Linked DNA regions of Homo sapiens: region 2 is linked to region 1. The links are chromatin loops, found by intact Hi-C in ENCODE. Cell type or tissue: CD4-positive, alpha-beta T cell. All regions are shown on one strand.

Region 1 (8,000 bases):
GTGGTGAGCCAAGATCATGCCACTGCACTCTTGTCTGGGCAACAGAGTGAGACTCTATCTCAAAAAAAAAAAAAGTGCAGCTGTAGGAAAAAAATCAGTATATTAGCACAACTAGATATGCTATTTCTGTCACTGTGTTCTTAGCAACATGAATGGACTAAGATTCCCACACTTAAAAATTAGAAAATGTAAAAATAGAGTGGAACATGGTGACATGCACCTGTAGTCAGCTACTTGGAAGGCTGACAGGAGGATCCCTTGATCCCAGGAGTTCAAGGCTGTAATGTACTATAATCATGCCTGTGAACAACCACTGCCCTCCAGCCTGGGAAACACAGTGACACTCTGTGTCTAAAAAAAAATAAATTAAAATAAATTTTAAAAGGCAATCCTCCCCCCACCAGAAATGTAAAAATAATTCTACCATTTGTAAAATTGCCAGGTAAAATGACAGCACTTTCCCTCTCTAAAAACTATTCAATAGAAAAACTGCCATAAGTCTTCACAAATCATCTCATTATCTGGTCTGTTTATTTTAACAAAGTTCTTCCTGAAGAAGGTAACCTGAAAAGACCTCCAACAATGCTAGTTTCAGGTGCTTATGAAGAAATAAAAAATTTAACAGAGGTAAGTATTCCTGGGAATATATACCACATAATTGCAAAATTGTGTTGGGTGTCTTCAGAACTTTAAAAAGCAACAAAATCATTTTGGGAGGCCGAGGCGGGCAGATCACGAGGTCAGGAGAGCGAGACCATCCTGGCTAACACGGTGAAATCCCATCTCTACTAAAAATACAAAAAAATTAGCTGGGCATGGTGGCGGGAGCCTGTAGTCCCAGCTACTCAGGAGGCTGAAGCAGGAGAATGACATGAACCCGGGTGGCGGAGCTTGCAGTGAGCCGAGATCGCGCCATTGCACTCCAGCCTGGGCGACAGAGCATGACGCCGTCTCAAAAAAAAAAAAAAAAAAAAAAAAGGCAACAAAATAAAGTTATGTTGCAGATGCAGAGATCAGAAATATAGAAATATACATGAGGAACGAAAGAAACAAACTGTCTTAGTGTTATAAGAATGGATGGTGATAGTCTGTGAAAAAATTTCTAATGTAAATTAGAAAGATCTTACACAAAAGGAAAGATGTTATATAACTTTAAAAAAGGGGCTGTGGATGACCAAAAAAACACAAAATATCCAATATATACATGAATGTAAAATGAGTCAAATGTCATGTGGTGAGGTATGTATGAGTGGCGAAAAGAAACTACTATTTTAAAATCACAGATTACTTCTCTTTCTAATAACTTTTTAAAATTTTATTGATTTATTTTTATAGAGACGAGGTCTCCCCCTCTGTTGCCCAGGCTAGTCTGGAACTCCTGGGCTCAAGGGATCCTTCTCCTCGGCCTCCCAAAGTGCTGGGATTACTACAGATGTGAGCCACCGCACTCAGCCAGATTACTTTTTATAGTAATCTTTCATATGTATTCTAACTAGTGAGTTTCAATATTATGAGGCTGACTGCTTCATCTATATCCCTAACATTTACATATTTAAATAGGTTAAATAAATAAAACTTGAGGGGCTGTCAATGTCTCTGGGAAAATGCAGGCTTGCTTTATATTTGGGGTTACCTTACATTCAGGTACAAACAGTATAGGTGTATATATGTTTAAGTGTGTGTATATATTCCAAAATGCTTTAAGTGAGACACAGGATGAAGCCACACACTTTCAGAGCTATCCCTTTTGCTGGAAATGACCCGGATGCAATTCAAATAAACAATGGATTCACCTAAGTATATGCCAAATACTTAGATATACAAAGCTGAGAAGATGCAAAATTTCTCCCCTACTAAACTGAGGTCTTTGGGGGTAAAGATACAGCCTCACAATACATTATGGTGATTGTAATCTGTATGTATAGGATTCAGAGATGGCAAAAAGACCAGGCAATTGTTTTGGAGGGGAAAGCAAATTTTCCCTGGTTTCAATTTCATACTCTCTTAACTCATCATACAATAGTTACAGCACTTTTCACACTTCATTACAATTACTAGCTCATATATCAGTCTCTCCTATGAGAGAGCTCACTAAAGGCAGTCCATGACTTCTTCATCCTCAAATTGCCAGCACCTAGCAGGATACACCTTAAATATTTATTAAATTAATACTAGTAAATGAAATGTAACTTAGAAGACATCTGTAGAAAGCAACAATATTCTATTTAGTCTAAGCTTCAGTGCAGCAAATTTGGAAAAAAATATATTAGCAATCTAGAGAGCAGCATAATTGCTTTTTCAAGTTTATACCACCCCATATTCCTCCTCCTGCCACTATACTGATATTATGAACTACCTCAATAAAAAGCCTCTACTTCAAGAACGGAACACAGAAGAGATTTTTTAAAAGGCATTTTCCTGGCAGAGAAAGGACTGACATCCTTTTTATTTGTGGCAGAGGAAAGATGAGGAACTGAAAAGGGAATATGTAGAGAAGAAAGAATTCAGATAGAACTGGGTACACAAAGCAAACTCCTAAGATACTATATATTAATATATGTCTGAAATTTAGCCTCTTAAGTCATGGCTGAACCCAAGCCAAATTTACCGAACTGTTCAAACTTTAATTTTAAAAGTGCAAACTAAATTGTTTTAAATGAAGTCATTATGTAATTGCTCTAAAATTTTAATCAACACTGAAAACACATTTTTCAGATCAGTCTAATCTACTGTCTCTTAAAATTATCTTTCATTTGTCTCTTTACCCACTAATGTCATAAATACAAAAACTCTTAGAACAAAAGTGGAAAGTTTAAGTCATGAAAATGCTCTATAGAAAAACATATACTCTTGGAATACTCTGACTTCACTGCCACTGACTTGTATTTTCAAATGAAAGAGTTGTTCCTCCCCCCTCCTCTGATTATCAAAATGTTTTAAATTACTACGTAAGCCTTCTTAATATAAGAAAGTGTAAACCTAGAGCTTTCCGTTGGCATTCTGGTAAACTCTGCATTCCTACCACTAGATGGCAGACTGTACAGAGGAACAACAGGACCCTGGCAAGAACACAGATGCATTCAGGCTCATCTGTAAACCACATTCTTAAATCTGAGATTGTTTAGGATTCCATTCTAGTACTCTAAAGTGGTGATTTTCAAACCTAGATACCTTAGGCCCATCCTAGATTCCAAATAAGGATTACTGTAAGGGATGAGGAAAATCATATTTTGGTAAGCACCATCTCAAAGATTTATTACTTCTATGTCAATTTTAAATTTATCAGAAATACAAGACAATAAAAAGCTACTTAATGGAATAAAAACTCATCACTTAATATAAGAATTAAAAATTTTATTTAAACAATAAGAAAACAAACTGAAAGTATTACAGTGCTCCAACATGAAAAAATAACATATTCATGGTATAAATTACATTCTCTTCTTTGAAGATCTTAAATTTCACAATGACAACCCCACCTATAGGAAAGAAAACATATTAAGTATCAAGTAATTTAAGAACAAATGCCAAAATTACAAACACTTTTTTGTATTACATGCTAAGAACTTACTAACTGTTCGTTAGCCCAGTTAAATATCATCAGGACTCTCAAAAAAAAAAAAAAATCTAGTACTGGATCAGAAAAATACAGAAACCTCATTTCCTAAGCAAAATGAAAGTCAACTAACAATACATTGAGAATACTACTTACCTCCACCAATGCTGTGAACCCAAGCAGGGTCCAGAGTGGGGGCAGAAAAATTCTCCTTTCTTTCCAACAAGACAGGGAAAAAGAAACCAACAACTGAGAGGCTCTGCAAGTGCAGATCAGAGTACTATAAAGGAAAAAACATTTATGGTATAATATCTATAATTATTTATAGATAATTCTGGAGAGGTTAAAGGAATTGGGACTAAGTCTGGAGAAAAGTACGTTATTAGTTAGGAATGACCAACCGTCCTGGTTTTGCTGGAACAGTCCTGGTTCACACCTGTTGTCCAGGGTCCCATTCAGATAGCACACCCTTTCACTCTTAAAAGTGACCCAAGTTTGGATGACATATTACACATCACCTTAGTTATAAGCACACTAATAAAAGTTTACATGTAGCTAAGAAATTAATACACTACCAGTAGCAGCTATTCACAGTGCATTTGCATTTTCCTTTTATGAGTGCTATATTCTAGTTCTTAGCCTCCTTAAAACACAAACATGCTTCTATTCTGCCTACTTTGCCCTCTAACCCCTCTACCCATGACCATTTTTAACAATAATCTCTGCTTCTGTTTTTTTCACCCCGGGAAACTCATCTAATTTCTTAACCTCAAAGAAAATCTCTATGCAAATCATTCACAAATTTCTTCTCAGAAAAATCAATCTAAGGTCTTCTGGGGGAGTTAGAGACATTAGAATTTTTCACCTCTGTGTCCAAAAACATCTCACGTTTAAAAAACAAGAACATGGTCTCAACTATAACCTAAATGTCCCATTTTTGTTTTAATTAATAACACTCATTCTTAACTTTGTTAAATTCTCAGGAATCCTGTCTCTTTGTATCTTCCACAATGTGACACAGCGCCTTATACATGTGTTCATATGACAGCATAAATATTTGTGGATTTGTAAGTGAAACAAAGGCTCATTTCTCCACTCATAAGATCCAGGAGACAGAAGTAAGGGTAACAGCGAAAAAGCCTTCCCTGTAGGTAGGTTAAAGTTTTTCGTTAAGAGCCAAACCCATGTCTAAATTAAGTAGGAATCCAGAAGATTTTTCATCTCTTCTCTTAAAAATTTTTAAATTCTGCCCAGTCACAGGGAATAATGGATTGCAGTTAGACTCTCTGCCAGAGGCTCCCTCACTCAGAAAACACAAGTTCCGTTCCATGTCCCCAATGCACACAGAACAACGAGAATCTTTATATTCCACTTTCATGAAGCTTTGCAAACCTCAGTAAGAACAAACAGAAATCCCATTTATTCTAGTATTAACTGCATACTATAATACGCCAATAGTGTCTTAGGAGTTAGAAATATACAATAGTGGACAAAGTTTCTATTATCACGGAGCTTATATACTAATGGGAGGAATGTAATCAGTAAACAAATGAACAAATAGATGGTGGCAAGTGCTAAAAATTTCTTAGCTCTTGGAAGGGATGGAGCTATGTGTTTGAGGGAGGTTGCTAGGAAGGAGCCCCACATAAAATGACTTTTAAGAATTATGGCAACAGTGGTAGTGTGTCACCAGTGGCCTGGAGGCCTATGGAACTGACCATCATGATCAACTACCACCTTCCACATAGTGAGTAAGTGTGAAGGCCTCCCATTCATTCTATATCTCACATGTCTGCTCCACCTGTGCCAAACCAAAGACACATCAAACGGGATCGTCTCTTGGTAATTTTGCAAAGCCTCTAGTTTTACGTATATAGTACCAGACGGTGGAAATCTCATTTATTTATTCACATGCTTCACAATTAAAACAATCTGATCACTTTAAGTGACTCAAAATTACACGAGCCATTTATTACACGATTAAGTGACGTAACTGTAGCTAGTAAGCATGTGAAGACCCTGTAAGCCAGGGGTTCCCAACCCCCAGGCCGTGGACCATTACTGGCTCATGACCTGTTAGGAACTGGGCCACACAGTAGCTGGTGAGCTAGGAAGCATTACTGCCTGAGCTCTGCCTCCTATCAGATCAGCAGGGGCATTAGATTCTCATAGGAGCGCGACCCCTATTGTGAACTGCACATGCAAGGGATCTAGGCTGTGCACTCCTTATGAGAATCTAATGCCTATGATCGAGGTGGAACAGTTTCATCCCGAAACCATCCCTCCACACACCCCCTGCCAGTCTGTGGAAAAACTGTCTTCCATGAAACCACTCCTTGGTGCCAAAAAGGTTGGGGACCGTTGCTGTAAGCCACTGAGTAACAAGTGAAAGCCATTTCTGAAAAATCATTTTTCAAACTGCTGGAAACCAACTGCAGTAATGGCGGATGTAGCACCAAATAATAACCTATCTACATGGCTTTAAATTTTGAAATAATACTCTCTAAGTGGAAAATATGAGCAATTTTAATACATTATTAATATATCACTATAAAATAAAGCCATTAATAAATCACTACAAAATAAAGCCAGAGTTATTTTTCCTAATAAGTTTAATATTACGCCTTTAAGTTTCTACAAGAAGGAAAAATCACCAGGATTATTCTACAAGAAGAAATAATCACCAGGACAAAAAATATCTCTATCCTCATACACCTCATAACCATACACCTGTTCTTATAAGATTCCTAGAAGGGTACAGTGGTATGCACCTGTAGTCCCAGCCACTCAGGAGGTTGAGGTGGGTGGATCACTTCAGCCCAAGAGTTTGAGGCTGTAGTATGCAATGATGACAACTGTGAATAGCCACTGAACTCCAGCCTAGGCAACATAGTGAGACCCTGTCTTGAAATTCAAAAAAAAAAAAAAAAAAAAAAAAAAGACTCCATATAACCCACATTCACCTATTTCCTATTTCTCAGCACTAAAAAGTCTGACAATTTTACTTCCTGACAAATGTCTTTCTTAAAAGGAATTATAAAATTTTATATAGATCTATATTTATACAATATCCCATTTATTTTCAAAACCACATTCTATCTATGAATGGATATATGAAGAGTCTCCTAAATTTCTTAAAGAGTGTATCTTTATCCTGGCTTGTGTGAGAAAGTAATATACATTTTAAGTGGTCTAGACAAGTAGGAAGGGAAATTTAATCATCTTTCTCCCATCATTCTACAGTACCAATCTTTCACCAACTTTTTTTTGCTATGATGCCAAACGATCTTCAAATAAACCTTCTACCCAACCACAGCTTTTCAAGTTAATCTCTTCCTAAACTTGACAAACACTGGAGAATGTTAACTAGTTTTTACTTTCATTGCTACATTAGATACTCTCCAGAGTGACTGGGATTGGCAGGTATCTTGTTTTTAACTCTTTCTACAAGATATTTCATTAAAGTTAATTTCTCCCATTAAAAATCTTCTGGCTCACATTTATTTGATAGTCTGTCCTAAGAGCTATTCATTTTCAATATCTGCTTCAAATACTGATAATGAAGATTTTAATTTGCCATCACTGAAGTTCTGCTCTAGACTCTCTGGCTTCCATGCATGGTCCCATCCATTTCCATGTGCTACAACTGTACTATAACAAGACTAACCAACACATCAGAATGAGCAAAAAAAATCTAGAATCAAATTCGAGATTCATGATTCACCATTGTGATTTCAGGCATGTTAATTAGTCACTCAGTTTCCATTTCAACATTTAAAAAATAGGACTAATACTTAATTTTCACAACATCTTGGCTTAGTAAGGTGATATATTTAGGGTATTTTAAAAGTACCCTAAAGCTTTAAAGCATCATTACAAATATTTTCATTTCTTTCTTACCATCATTTTGTATTGATGTTTTCCCTCATTTTAGGAGACAACTCCTCTATCACCTTTCCAATACACTGTCATGAAAATAGCTCAAACTCAATTACTGCTGCAAAACCTTCATTATCTAATGCCCAATTTCTTCATCAACTGGGAAGTGTTACCATAGATCCTTGCACTCAATCTTAAGAGTGGCAAAATCTTTATAATGCACATATGATTTCTTTCTTTCTTAATAAAGACAGGGTCTTACTCTGTCACCCAGACTGGAGTAGCTGGGACTACAGGTACATGCCAGCACATGCAGCCAATTTTTAAATTTTCTGTAGATACAAGGTCTCACTATGTTGCCCAGGCTGGTCTCAAACTCCTGGCCTTAAGTGATCCTCCCACTTTGGCCTCCCAAAGTGTTGGGATTACAGGCATGAGCCACCGTGCTTGGCCAAGATTTCTTTATACATTACAAAATTCTTTCATATCCTTAGTCTTCCAATTTAACAACAGCCTTGTGCCAAGGCAAGGAATGCTCTATTATAATATCTCTATTGCAAAGATT
Region 2 (8,000 bases), 97 kb after region 1:
GTGAGCCAAGAAAAAAAAAATATATATATATATATCTGTCCCTTAGTCGCCATTAGTACCACTGTATTTGTCATGCATCTGGATTTCTGACTTAGCTAACACGGTAAGAGAACCCACAGATACAATATAGAAAAGCTTCATTCTCAGAAACTCTCCCTATGCGAGCTGGAGTTTTTGGGAGGGAGGTGGGAGAGAAGTGTGGTTTAGTAAGAGCACACCATTTCCGGGCTGGAGGCCTCAGCCATTCCCTGCTGCACAGTTAACTGCCCATGCAGTCTTGGACCAAGGCATCTTGTTGTCTCGTTCTTTGCCCACTGAACACACAGGCTCTGAGAGTCTTGGATGGAGGTGGAAAGCATTCGCATCTTGAAAAGGATGTAGTTGGGGCACTTGTGGCCTTGTTTGTTTCTTTCCAGAGCTCTGGCTACTGTATTGGAAAAGGTAAACTTTCAGATCTGCAGGGATGAAAAAGTGTGTTGCTTCACAACTTAGCATCTACCTGATACTGCCTGGAATGTAACATTTAATGTGTTTAATTATCATGGTCAAATGAATCATCAGTGAAAATCATTATCAACTAAATATGTTCTGTTTTTTTTTAAACAAAAGATTCCAACTTTGTTTAGTTTTAGGTTCAGATGCCAAGTTTTTTAAGCTGAGGAATAGGCTTGCTTTATATTCTGACCTTCTACAGTCTCTACCTCTACCTCTCCTTGAAAATTCTGAATCCCTTCTGTATTTAGGAAGTAATAGAGAAGGCTGTCTTTCCTAATGGTTTCACCGGCCTCTCATCAACCGAAACTGAAAGCCTTTGGAATTCTCTCCACCATTTCACCACTGCACTCTTGAGTCCTCTTGATTCTATCCCCAGATTATTCTTACATGTATTCCCTCTTGTCCAGCACATTAATTGAGGTTCTCAGACTGAGTTATTCTAACTGCCTTTTAACTAATCTCTCTGACTCCAAGACCTCATTATCAAGCCAGCCTTTGCACTGCTACAAAACTAACCTCCCTAAAACACAGGTTACACTATGGCCCTCTCTTCCTTTCTGGGCATATCCTTATAACGCAGGGAATAAAATACAAAATTCTAGCATGCTATTCAAGGCCACCTCAAGTCTTGACAATGCTTTGTGAGCCCAACCTCTGGAAAATGAAAAATACATAGAAGAAAAATAAATTTATAAAATAAGCTGGATATAGTTCATAAAATCTGTGTCCAAAAATCTACTGCAAAAAGTGTTTTGTGTGTGTGCATACAAATATAAATTTAGATAGATAGAGATATGTATATGACACACAATGTTATAAATGGTTAAGATTTCTAGACAAGCCCATACAAATCTATTTGATGTATAATTTGTAAACAAACTACTGTGCATGTGCAACAAAATTACTCTGCAATGCCGATAAATAAAATAGGAAAACCATTAAAATTTAAAATAATTTTTAAGAAATATATCTTGACCACTGACCCTTGAGATGACAAGATGGACAGATGACTCCATTTGTCTTTATAGCTAACATTTACACTGTGCTTACAATATGCCAGGCCATATTCTAAGAGCTTTACAAGCAATAGCTTTACAAGTATTTGATCTCACAACAACCTTATAAAATAGATACTATTTCTCCATTTTGTAAACAAGGAAACTGAGGCATGGGGTAATTAACTTGCCCAAAGTCACATGCAAACTGGTAAAGGTGGGATTTGAATTCAGACAGCTTGGTTCCGAAGTTACCACTGCTTAAATTAGCACAGCCATTATGGAAAACAGTATTAAAGTTCCTCAAAAAATTAAGCATAGAACTACCATGTGATCCAACAATGTCACTACTAGGTATATATACAAAGGAAATGAAATCAGTAAATTGAAGAGATATCTGCACTCCCATGTTTACTACAGCATTATTGACAATTGCCAAGATATGGAATCAATCTAAGTGTTCAACAATGGATGAATATGGATAAAGAAAATGTGATATATATATATGTATATATATACCACAATGGAATACTATTCAGCCGTAAGAAATAACGAAATCCTGCCATTTGCAACAACATGGATGAATCTGGAAAACATGTTAAGTGAAGTAAGCCAGACATAGAAAGACAAACACAACACGTTCTCACTCATATGCAGAATTTTTAAAAATTGATCTCTGGCTAGATGCAGTGGCTCAGGCCTGTAACCCTAGCAATTTGGGAAGCCGAGGCGGGTGGATCACCTGAAGTCAGAAGTTTGAGACCAGCCTGACCAACATGGTGAAACCCCATCTCTACTAAAAATACAAAATTAGCCAGGCATGGTGGCACATGCCTGTAAACCCAGCTACTGGGGAGGCTGAGGCAGGAGAATTGCTTGAACCCAGAGATAGACGTTGCAGTGAGCCAAGATTGTGCCACTGCACTCTAGACTGGATGACAAGAGTGAGATTCTGTCTCAAAAAATAAATCAATCAATAAATAATTATAAAAATAAAGATAACCAAAGTTTCCACATTTAATGACAATTCTATCTTGAGAGCCACTGTAGAGTTACCAGGAGGAGCTAGAGCTGGTTAATGGTGGAGAATGTGCAGGAAGTGTCTAAAACTGTCAGGGCTAGACTGGCTGGGGAACAAAACTGGGTAGTCAGGATTGGGTATTGGGTACATGATGTTTTACTGAGGTAGTTTTAGTGCCAGTGATATTTCAGTGTTCAGACTTAATTCATTACTGTAAAGAATAAATTATTAAATTTTCAGCTTTTAAAAAATCATCAAATAATCTGTGTAGATAATCTCCTTAATGTCAGGATGAAATGAGGGTCAGATGAGGAATTCAGGAATGGGGCTGGACACAGAGATGTGGTGAGAGATGGTGAAGCTTATGAATGGGGTAAGGTTGTTACCCATGTCATTTGTTCATTTTTTAAAAGTGATAACCAATTTCTCTGAGTCTAAGATCTCCTAATCAAGCCAGCCCTTGCACGGCTACAAAACTAACCTCCCTAAAACACAGGTGAGACTATGGCACTCTCTTCCTTTCTGGGCTGCTCCTTATTGGCTTGATTTTTAGGGTCCAGTATATCCAAAGTGTCAAAACAAAAATGTATTACTTCAGAGGGACATGCAGGAGGAAGAGGTTAAGCACTGAGTGCTAACCACAGTCTGCCTTGGGCAGAAGCAGAAAGAAGCCTCAGGCCAAATGATAGAAGGGAAGTCGCTTTCTGTTTTTGTTGCCGGAAAGGGCAAAGAATCAAAACACCACTTTCGCAATGAATGATCTTACAAAATTGCAATAACTGTGACAAGACCTGAAAGACAAAACGCATTTTTGAAACATCTTCATGCAGTATCTTTTTGCTTTGAAGTATTTCCCATTTGAAAATTGGGATTGTTTGATGATGTACCATCATCTCTGGTATCAAGACAAATACCAAGACAAATCTTGGTAGATCAAGACAAATAAAATATTGTGAGAAAATTGGGATACAGAACCAGGTTCAAATCCAGGCTTTACCACGTATCAGCTGTGTGTTTTTAGGCAAATCTTAACCTCGCTGAATCTCAGTTCTTTCATTAATTAAAGGGGAATAATTTTACTACCTGAGCCTTAGGATTGTTAGAGTGCCTCAGACAGTCAGCATTCAGTAAATATTCAAATATTCATCAAATAGCAACAGTGGTTAGTGGGATTACAGTTGATTATTTATTTTAGGTCTCTGTATTTCTTAGATTGTCTACCATGAGTATATGTTGTTTTTGTAATTAGAAAGAAAAATAAAACTTATTCTTTTTAAAAATGAAGGCCGGAGGGCTGGATACAGTGGCTCATGCCTGTAATCCCAGCACTTGGGGAGGCCAAGGCAGGAGGATCACTTGAGCCCAGGAGTTGGAGAGCAGCCTGGGCAACATGGGAAAACCCTATCTCTATCAAAAATACAAAAATTAGCCAGGCATGGTGGTGTATGCCTATAATCCCAGCTACTTGGGAGGCTGAGGTGGGAGGATGGTTTGAACCCAGGAGGCGGAGGTTGCAGTGAGCCGAGATCGCACCACTGCACTCCAGCCTGGGCAACAGAGCCACACCTTGTCTCAAAAAAAAGGCCTGGTGTGGTCACTCATGCCTGTAATCCCAGTGCTTTAAAAGGCCAAGGAGGATCGCTTGAGGCCAGAAGTTCAAAACCAGCCTGGGGAATGTAGTGAGACCTCGTCTCTACAAAAAATGGAAAAACAAAAAAAAATTTAACTGGGTGTGGTAGCACACGCTTGTAGTCCTAGCTATGTAGAAAGCTGAAGCAGGAGGATCTTTGGAGCCCAGGAGTTTGAGGCTGCAGTGAGCCATAATCATGCCACTGCACTACTGCCTGGGCAACAGAGCAAGACTCTGTCTCAAAAAAATAATAATAATAAAAATTAAAGACGAGGGGCATAATTTCTCATATTTTTACATTTGCTCTCCCCACCCTTGTCTCTTTTATGTCTCTTTCTGCTGTTATAAAGAGTGCATGCTGTCTATGCAGCGATATTCAGAAGGCATCATAGAATGACAGTCATTCTCTATTCTCCAGCACAGTGCTTTTGGGGTCAGCTGACTCTACCCAGGCCTGCAGTACTGAAATGAGGCTCAGATCAGGGTGGTGTCTGTGTCCACGGGAGATCTGTTCTCTCGATTACATATCGATTCCCATCCTACCATTTCCTCAGTTTGACACTAAGCTGGATGCTCCCAGCCATCCCCAGTCCTCAGACAACTGTATTTTTTCCCTCTAGTTTTATTTATTCGGCACCAAGGCCTAGTGGCACCGACATGGCTGCAGGAGTCAAGCCTGCAGTTGGTCTTTGAAAAACAGGGAGAGTGTGGGCGAGTGCATTAAAGGAAGCAAAGCTCTGGCAGCAAACCAGCTTCTAATCTTGACGCCACCCCTGGTTCTCTTCTTTTCTTTATCATTTTAGGCTTGTGGGTCCCAGATCTCCATATTTGCCTTCTGGAACTGCTTTAGCAATAAGAAAAAAGATGGATGAGGGAATTAGGGCCGAGTTACTCCAGCCCCATGAAGCACTCCAGCACCAGGAAGCATAACCTGAGGCTCCATCACGTTTGGAGCTGCCTGCCTTGCAGTGGCCCATCCCTCTCATGCAGAGGGCCTATTTTCAGAGTCACAGAGGTAGGGAAAGAGCCAAAGGGCCAGAGTCTTTCTGAATATGTGGGCTTTGGGAGTACAAGGTGCCCATCATCAGATTCCTCTCAAACCCGTGGCTACTTGCTTGCTCCCATCCCAGTAAACATTGTCGCCATCCACCAGCTGCCCAAGTCAGAAATCTAGGAGTTGCTTTGGACCACCTTCCTTTCTTCACATGTCTCATCCAAGTATACACACAATCCTACTTACTCTACTTTGTAAAAGTGGCCCTTGAAGCCACCCACTTCCCATTTCCAACTAGTTGAGACAAATATGCTCTTCTGTCTCTATAACTGGTATCCCCCAAATATGACAATTGTTTAAATGCCTGGTAGTCCCAAATAACAGCAAGAGAGCATAAGGTCACACAGACAGTCAGTGACACATAGATCCAGAGGGGAGTGCAGGCTTCCTGATTCCTAGTCCAGCACTCCTTCTGGATTTGTTCATTTGTTCAATATGCTGTATTGAGCCCTTAAGAGATGCCAGTCACACTGCTAGATACACTTATCTCTGGGGTTTCTCCAGGGTCACCTCTGGGGTGACTTCCCATATTGGATTATGGTTTTCTGCCTGTTATTTTATGTCCCTTTGCTCCGGCATATCACAGAGTAGGGCATCCCTCAGGCCCCTGCCGGACCTCTCATCCTAGCAATCCACAAGTTGGCTTCTGTGTGGTTTACTCACAACAGCTTCTAAGCTGTGGGGCCAACAGAAAATACACACATTGAGGCATTTCTCCAGAGGAAGAAACTATGTGAGTCAAACATTTAAGCCACAAGTAAGTGCAACTATTTCCCTCTAGACCAAACTTCTGTACATAGGAAAGGGGAACAGGAAGGTTGATCTGGGTTCAGTTTTCATTCCTATCTCACTCCATGACATCTTGGGAAGGAGGAGCTCACAGCATAAGTCCTTAGCATATCCAGAATTCCACTGATTCATTTAACACATGTTAATGAAGGTGTGCCATGTGCCAGGCATCAGCATGGGTTCTAGGAACCCAGTGCTCTGTCACACAGATGGAGATTCTGTCCTAGGGGATTTTGTAGACTCACACAATTGGACGTAACCTACTACTTAGTTTCCTTTTAAATACATTCATTTTTTAATGCCATATTCACAAATTTCAAATAAAGGATTATAGAATCATAGAATACAGGAGACACAAAGGAGATACTCATTTAACCCAATGCCTTTCTCCTCTTAGTCAATGTTTAAATCTCTTTCCCAATATCCCTCTCAAGTGATCATGTGATTCCTCCTTGGACACCCACAATGACAGAGGATTTACTGCCTCCAAGGTGATCTATTCTATTTCTGAACAGCAGCAAGGGTTAAATGTTCTTCCCTGTGTGAAGCCAAAATCACTTTCCCTAAAACTTGTATTGCGTTCTGCCCTTTGGGCCTATACAGGACAAGACAGTCTCTTCCATTCTGAGTGGGCCCTGGCTATGTGAGGATGGTTGTTACAGTGCCCAAGTATTCTCCAAACATCTCCCCTTGATGCTCCCTCTCCCCTTGAACATGGTTTTGAGCTCATTCTCTAGTCAAATGGCCAACAGAGCCACCCTCCCCTGCCCAACTCTGTGGAAGGAACTTCACGTAAACAATATTTTCCTTGATTCTCCCACATTAAGTTCAGAGATCATGCCACTATAGAGCATCCTTCTCTCACCTCTACAATACCCCATCACTTGTGTAACTCTGTATGTACCATTGAAACAAGCAGGCAAACTAGAGCTAATAATATTGAGCTTTCAGGGTGGCTTTGATTAAAAGAGATAATGAATGTTGAATCAAATACTGAACAAGTATTGATTGAACACTCATCCTACACTGCACACTGTGCTGAGCTCCGTGTGTGACACCATTCTGAGGAAGATAGAAAAGGTCTCTAACCTTACGGAGATTTTAGCCTAGATCCTGAACATAAGCCCCTCTCCAGGGCTTGTACAGTTTTAACCAAAGGTGGGGGTCTTCAGAAGCAAATCTCCATGACCTAAGCTGAAAGCTCAAAAATGGTACCATTATGATGGTCATCATGATGAACTTAGATACGACCATATTAATGCCAATACAGCCTTTAGATGTTACAATTTCCCTGTGAGAATAATACTTTTGGAAACCTAAGAAAGTCCATAGTGGTATTTCTAATGACTAACAACCATGGTATCAACTATGGCCTCATTTTTTCCTACTAGAAACTCCGTATTTCCCATAAATCAAGGAGTTTTATAATAAATGACCTGGGTTAGCTTCTACTGAGCGACTATTCTAATCTGGATCACTTTTCCTACCTTGGTCAAACCAAATGTGAGATTTTAGGGCAAAGCAGCAGTTTTATTGAGGGAAGTGCAGTTGCACTTACAGGCATGGTGCCAGGCGCCTTTCCTCCTTCCACTGTCTGCTATAGTCATTATCCTGACCACAGTTCTCTTCGGCCACCATCTTATTCGGCATGCTACAGTTGACAGAATTTGCATCCAATATTAAAGAGGCTTTCAGCTTTTCCAAAAGCTGTGCCTTGGCTTCCTTATCATTTCACATTACAGCTTGCACATTGTTTGGTCAGGGAACTGATGGGAATGGAAGTTATTTACTGAAAAATAAATCACCTCTTATTTCAGTTGAAACCACTGTTCTTCCTGTTTCTCTGTTACTGTCAGATAATCCACCATCTTGGGTGGAGTGTGCATGAAACCACTACCTAACATATGACCAGGGGAGGGAAGTGACCACAGGATATCACTATCTGTGTCAGAAGAGTGGCAAATGTTTAGCAGGAAGCACTTCGCATTTACTGGTACAGCAGAGTTGTATATCTGG

The links. A loop is a pair of places that touch in the nucleus more often than their neighbours do. Peaks named below come from ENCODE experiments on the same cell type or tissue, not always from the same donor. Only the 100,000 strongest peaks of a DNase experiment are listed, where the experiment ranks them.
Region 2: a loop joins it to region 1, with 1.8 times the contacts of the local background. A loop is called at or near these places in 7 of 110 quality-filtered maps.

Annotation. Positions count from the first base shown.
Region 1 is chr11:86,039,050-86,047,049 of GRCh38, forward strand. The region is part of intron 1 of PICALM (phosphatidylinositol binding clathrin assembly protein); the gene reads right to left. LOC124902730 (a long non-coding RNA gene) reads right to left here. Exons shown (of 2, transcript XR_007062822.1): 1 at 3,713-8,000; 2 at 3,340-3,479. Among named protein-coding and RNA genes, the nearest start is that of PICALM, 26 kb to the right of the region's middle. In CD4-positive, alpha-beta T cell, CTCF peaks have their summits at 3,061 (motif pointing right) and 3,265; a DNase peak (open chromatin) is centred at 3,052; H3K27ac peaks cover 605 bases.
Region 2 is chr11:86,135,929-86,143,928 of GRCh38, forward strand. No RefSeq gene overlaps it. Among named protein-coding and RNA genes, the nearest start is that of LINC02695, 54 kb to the right of the region's middle. RefSeq lists a cis regulatory region at 7,665-8,000. In CD4-positive, alpha-beta T cell, no CTCF peak of the experiment used is centred here; DNase peaks (open chromatin) are centred at 3,193, 5,913 and 7,903; H3K27ac peaks cover 1,327 bases.